Linked DNA regions of Mus musculus: region 1 is linked to region 2. Evidence: chromatin loops called from intact Hi-C (ENCODE). Cell type or tissue: left cerebral cortex. All regions are shown on one strand. Links, peaks and the distances in the headings refer to the core of each region. The heading gives the core; the rest is flanking DNA.

Region 1 (2,919 bases), core at 99-2,598, 800 kb before region 2:
CAGTGAAAGAGCTGGAAAAAGTACCCAAGGAGCTAAAGGGGTCTGAAGCCCCTTAGGAGAAACATCAATATGAACCAACCAGTACCCCCAGAGCTCCTTGGAACTAAACCACCAATCAAAGAAAACACATGGTGGGGCATGTGGCTCTAGCTGTATATGTAGCTGAGCATGACCTAGTTGGTCATCAATGGGAGGAGAGGCCCTAGGTCCTGTGAAGGTTCTATGCCCCAGTATAGGGGAAGACCAGGACTTGTAATGGGAGTGGGTTGGGGAGCAGGGGAAGGGGGGAGGGGATAGGGGTTTTTGGAGGGGAAACTAAGAAAGGGATAACATTTGAAATGTAAATAAAGAAAATATCTAATAAAATACACACTAAATCTCTACAAAACCAGAAAATATTAAGAACTAAAAGCCACACAGGGAATTCTATGGAATAATCTAAATAAATATCATTCTAACACTTTGCTTGCCTTACCACAGTGATGCAGTTTCATTGTTTTCTAAATGTCAGCTGTCTTAGAAGAGCATTTGGCTGATGCTAAATTTATGATCAGATGCCCTAGTAATTCTCAATAGTGTAAACAGTCTACATCACCAAATAAGGACAAATCGAACCAACGTGCAGATCAGGTTTTCAGTTCATCAAGCATTTTAGCACTATCATGTTAAAATGTTTAATATTGCATTTTCTACTTCTTGCAGTTGTATGTGCAGGTTCTGTATACATGTTCATGTATGTGCAAGTACACATGGTTGTGTGGGTGTATATGTTCATTTGTGCGTACGTGAATAGAAGCCAGAGTACAATCTCAGAGGCCATTTCTGCAGCACTATCCACTGTTTTTGTTGTTGTTTTAAGGGTTTTTATTTGTTTTCTTCTTCTTCTTCTTCTTCTTCTTCTTCTTCTTCTTCTTCTTCTTCTTCTTCTTCTTCTTCTTCTTCTTCTTCTTCTTCTTCTTCTTCTTCTTCTTCTTCTTTTTTTAAGACAGGTTATCTCAATTCACCCAAAACTCACCAAGAAAGCTGCAGTGCCTGGTTAGAGAGACCCGAGCTGTTGCTGCCTTCTCATTGTTGTGATTGTGAGCACATATCATTGTGCTGTTTTGTTTTGTTTTATTTTGACCTTGTGCTCTTAGAACCATGCTTTACTGACTAACCTATCTCAGTCTTGTTTTATATAATTTTTAGTTAAAATGTTTTAATTGATCATACTAGTGGCAGCCACTGACATTTTCACAACATATATAAAGTATGCACTGGTCGAACTCAGCCTCCTTTATTCGTCCCACACAACTTTCGCCATACCTACTCCTCAACAGTCACGTCTGATGCTTGCTGCTTTCAGGTCTGAGGGAAAGCATGCAGTCCTTGGTTTTCTGTGTCTGGCTTATTTCATTTAACATAATGTTTCTCGTCTGTATTTTAATGTATTTTGAGATAGCATTTCATTCTTCTCTATGACTGAGTAATATTATGTTATATAGAGGTACAAAATGTTCTTTATCAGTTCATCATTTATGGCCACCTGGGTTGGGTCCATCTCTTAGGAGCTATGTCGATGCTGCAGTTATATATGGCCATGCATCTTGTTCACTCTGCTGGTTTCATTTCTTTAGATGTATACCCGAGTGATGAAATAGCTGCTTCATATGGCAGATCCATTTTTATCATAACTCTGTGAGGCAGTTTCCTGCATCCAATTTCTTTTAGGAACAAAGAAAGAAGGCTGAGAATTTTGAAGTAACAGATGAAGATGGACTATGTAATAAGGAGTAGTCATCACTCAGATCCAGTTTTCCTGGTGGAAGTCTTAGATCCTTTCTGCTACTTGTTCCTTTATCATCTCTAATTAAATACCAACAATGAATATTATTTTCTTATTAAATAAGGAAGATTTGGTTTGGAGCCAAATGGAAATTATTTATCAACAACTTTGGTCAACAGGGTGAGAAAAGTTCAGAAGAGAAAAAAATGACCCCAAGAACAATTTTTCAAAGTATGATCCTGACAATCCAAGAAATATAAGCAAGAGAATAAGCATCTTCCCAAGAATTGGTGCAAACAACTGCAAAGTCATACTCTGACACTGTAAAGTACATATCAAAGTATTCTCCAAATTTACCAGAGGGGGAAGTAAAGTTCCTTTCTACTTGAAGAGCTTCATCATTTCAAAAGTCTAAGTTTGGAGAGGAGTATTGGTGGATTGTTTTGTCTTGTTGGAGAGTGTTTAATCTTATGTTGCCCAGGCCCTGGAATTAACTGCTAAAAACATTCTAAATTAATTTGCAACAATTCTCCATCCTCCTGTCTTTTCCATCCAAATTCTGGGAACACAAGAGTGCACTTCCACACCAAATTGAGTAATTTACTCTATAGAGCATGATTGTATTATAATTTTTACATTTTCGTAGGACACCCTCAAGTATTCTCATATTAAATGAAAAAGGAAGGGACTTATAAATTCTATATTTCATATTAAACTTTCCAAAGAAATTCAAAAGACTTGCTCTTGGTCATCTCTGAACAGAATGATAAGTGTGGTCTGGCATAGTTAGGATTGGATTATCCCAAAAAATAAATTATCTTACTGACCTCAGGGACGTACATCCTAAAAAAAAAAAAAAATCCTCCATTATACGTAGAATTCTATTTTAAGAGTGTGTCATATGAGTGGTAGGTGTTTGACACAATGACTAAGGTCTGGAAAATATTTGGATATGAAATGGAGAAAATTAGGTTTTGATTTTAAATAATGTGACAGTCAGAATTACAAAAACTGACAGTAACTTTATAAAAATTTCATAGCTTCTAGAACATTTTCATCTTCCTAATCCTATTTGATTAGAGTTGCTATATTTCTCAAAAAGAAAACATGGTATTAAACTAAAATTCCAAAAAGTGTATCAAATTCTGGAACAC
Region 2 (2,919 bases), core at 116-2,615:
ATAAGTCTACAACTGCATGGGTGCTGTGGACTTGAAGCCATCAAGTTTAGCATAATGATAAACCATGACTTGATCCTATTTCTCCACTAGAAGCCCTTTCCCTGAGTTCACTCTTTAGAACTCTCAGTCAGCAGGGAACACAATCAGACCAGTGAAAGTGTAGAAAGCCTTAGGTCATGGCCAGTCACCAAGGTAACCCAGTATAGCTGGGTTGCCAGTGCATTGCCAAGGGGTACAGAGAGTCAAGGGGCTCCTCCCTGGGCTTCGTGCTGCCACCAATGAAAGCAGCAGAAAGGGCAAGCCTACAGTGTTGTCCTGCATGTGTTCTAGTGTCTGACCTATGAGAACAGTTAACAACCAGCATCAAGGATGATTCCGTTCCAGGATTTCCTTGGTTGTTAGGGGGGAGCTTCCATGGCTGTGCCCATGGTTATAAAAAGTGCATTGCCCAAGATGCCAACAAGCCTATTTTCTTTGTATCTAAGCATTCTCTATAGAGACAGAAAATGTTTCTATACAATTTTCTCCATATCAACAAATGGACTTGATCCTTGCTCCCAAGCACTTTCACTTTTCTGGAGTTCAGGGTAAAAGCAGGAAAATCAAGTCCTATTTTTATCTTTGTGGTTACTTTGAAACCAGCTGTCTTTGCCTGTTTTAGCTAATAACCAAGCAGGCAGTGTGGGCTCTCCTCCTCTCCCTGCTTCATCTGGTTTTGTTGTTATTGTTTGTTTGTTTTTCCTTTTGTTTTTTCCTTGCTTGCCATTACTTACTTCTGCCCAGAGATTATGTTCTCCATTCCACTAGCTCTGCCTTTGCTGGCAGGATGGGAGCAGTGATCATAGCACGCTGATAGGTATTCAGAACTGTGCTGACCCTAAGGGAAGGACTCAGAAATGGGAAAGTGAAACTTCAGGGGCAGCCTCCAGAAAGGCACTAAAGACTTGAAGATCTACAGTGGACCAAAAACACCATGCAGACTTTCAGGGACAGCAACATTTCTCTCTGTGGTTCTTCAAATAAAATATAGACAAGCACTCAGAGGCTGGATTTCTATAACCTCCCATCCTCTGACATCCTCTAGGCTCAGATCCACCCTAAACACACGTTCACTGGTTGTACTGAAAAGGATGAATGGTTCATCTTAATGCCATCTAGCTACAAAAAAGTAATTTAAACTTGAACACACACACATCTTTCATTGTATTTCAGTAACAGTATTACCTAGTAGCTCTGTCATAAACGATGACGTATAGGGAACTCATTGCAATATAGAGATAATAGTACGCATCATAAAAATAAAGAACCAGCTTTGCTCACCAAATTCAGATCGGACTCTGAACATTGCCATGAGAGGCCAGCAGGGAGAGAGTTTAGCTTGAGGATTCAAACATTGATTTTTCTCATGGCAGGAAGTCCTTCCTGTACCAGGTCCTGGAAGATGCTTCCAGGCAGCAAAGTCGCTAGTCGTGCCACACATGAGCTTGAGCTGAGTTAACAGAAACTGTTTGCATTCGTGAATGAAGCTGGCTCAGAAAGGTTCAGAAACGAAATCCTCTGCTCTGCAGAAGATTGACATTGGAGTCTCAGACACACACTCCCTCACATCATCTTAGAAGGTAGTCCAGAATTTACTGGGAAATGTCTGGGAAGGTTTTGATTCAAGTTATTCTTTGAAAATTTGGGCAAGTAGTTTCTGTGCCTATTTTTTGAAGGACTGTGCCAAAATATGCTTCCCTTGCCTGGATGTTGTAAGTAGTAGAGATAATATATGGCTACACTTTTCAGATTAGGCTGGCAAATTCCAAGGAGTATTTGGCAGTATACTTAGGAGTATGGGAGGCCATGGCATAAACACAGGGCATGTTCCCAGTGTTTCTGTTTTACTCAATGGCAAATCACTTACAACCTATTTTTATATTAAGCCAAACAGAGAGCTTTACTGAGTAGAAAGAAAAATCTACTGCCATTTTTAAAGCTCAGAGTGATGAGGAATTTCCGAGATAGCAGGCAGCTGCTGCATGGTCTATACCTCTCATTCCTGAAGAATGCACAGTCTATACCTCTCATTCCTGAAAGATGCACAGTCACTTTCTTTGTCTTCATGAGACTTCAGGAGAAGATATGAAAAGCCCCGTGTGCAGGAAAGACCTAGCATGGAGACCAGTCCTGCAATGGGTTCAGTGCAGCTCTCTGGCTTTATCAGAGAAATGTGCTTGTGTGGTGGGCAGAGGGAACTCTCAACTGGTCCAAGTGCAGAGAAACGGTGTCTGTGGAGTGCTCAGCCACAAGTGAGGCATCTGGATCTCACACCTTCCCTTGCTCAGGAATCATCACAGAAGAGGTAGCAGAAATATTTCAAAGAGCTAGAGGTTTGGAAGGACCAGAGCAAAACTGTGGCTTCTGAACATGGCAGGAACGCTGCTCGCATGAACTCATAGCAACTACGGTTGCCTACACAAGCCCTGCACAGATCAAGTAAGGCGGCATTCCAGCCTAAAGGGGAAAGAGCTTTGTGAAGAGCTATGAACAGTTAGTGGCTTGTGAGAAGTTTGGTTTTCTTTGAGTGTGTTGTTTCTGGTAGGTCACACACACTCCAGTGGATGATACCCATACCCAGAAGTATATGAACAGAAATATATGAAATTGGAGCTTATGAGTATTAATTAAAAACAAAAGATGGTACAAATTTGGGGAATGTAGGGTGTTCCAAGTGGATCTGGGAGGAGTTAAGGAGAGGAGTTAGGGGTGTACATAATCAAAGTACATTGTATGAAATTCTCAAAAGCTTAATTAAAATGTTTACTTAACAGAAACAAGCATTTTTAAAAGACATGCTTTGGAGTTTGACCTGTTCAGTGACCAATAATTGGCAAAGATTATAATTTAGTATTTCTGGAACATAATTGTGTCTTTTGT

The links. A loop is a pair of places that touch in the nucleus more often than their neighbours do. Peaks named below come from ENCODE experiments on the same cell type or tissue, not always from the same donor. Only the 100,000 strongest peaks of a DNase experiment are listed, where the experiment ranks them.
Region 1: a loop joins it to region 2, with 2.8 times the contacts of the local background. A loop is called at or near these places in 2 of 42 quality-filtered maps.

What each region holds. Positions count from the first base shown.
Region 1 is chr2:108,809,129-108,812,047 of GRCm38, forward strand. No RefSeq gene overlaps it. Among named protein-coding and RNA genes, the nearest start is that of Gm39905, 70 kb to the right of the region's middle. In left cerebral cortex, for the core only: no CTCF peak of the experiment used is centred there; a DNase peak (open chromatin) is centred at 1,631.
Region 2 is chr2:109,612,883-109,615,801 of GRCm38, forward strand. No RefSeq gene overlaps it. Among named protein-coding and RNA genes, the nearest start is that of Bdnf, 79 kb to the right of the region's middle. In left cerebral cortex, for the core only: no CTCF peak of the experiment used is centred there; DNase peaks (open chromatin) are centred at 1,566 and 1,760.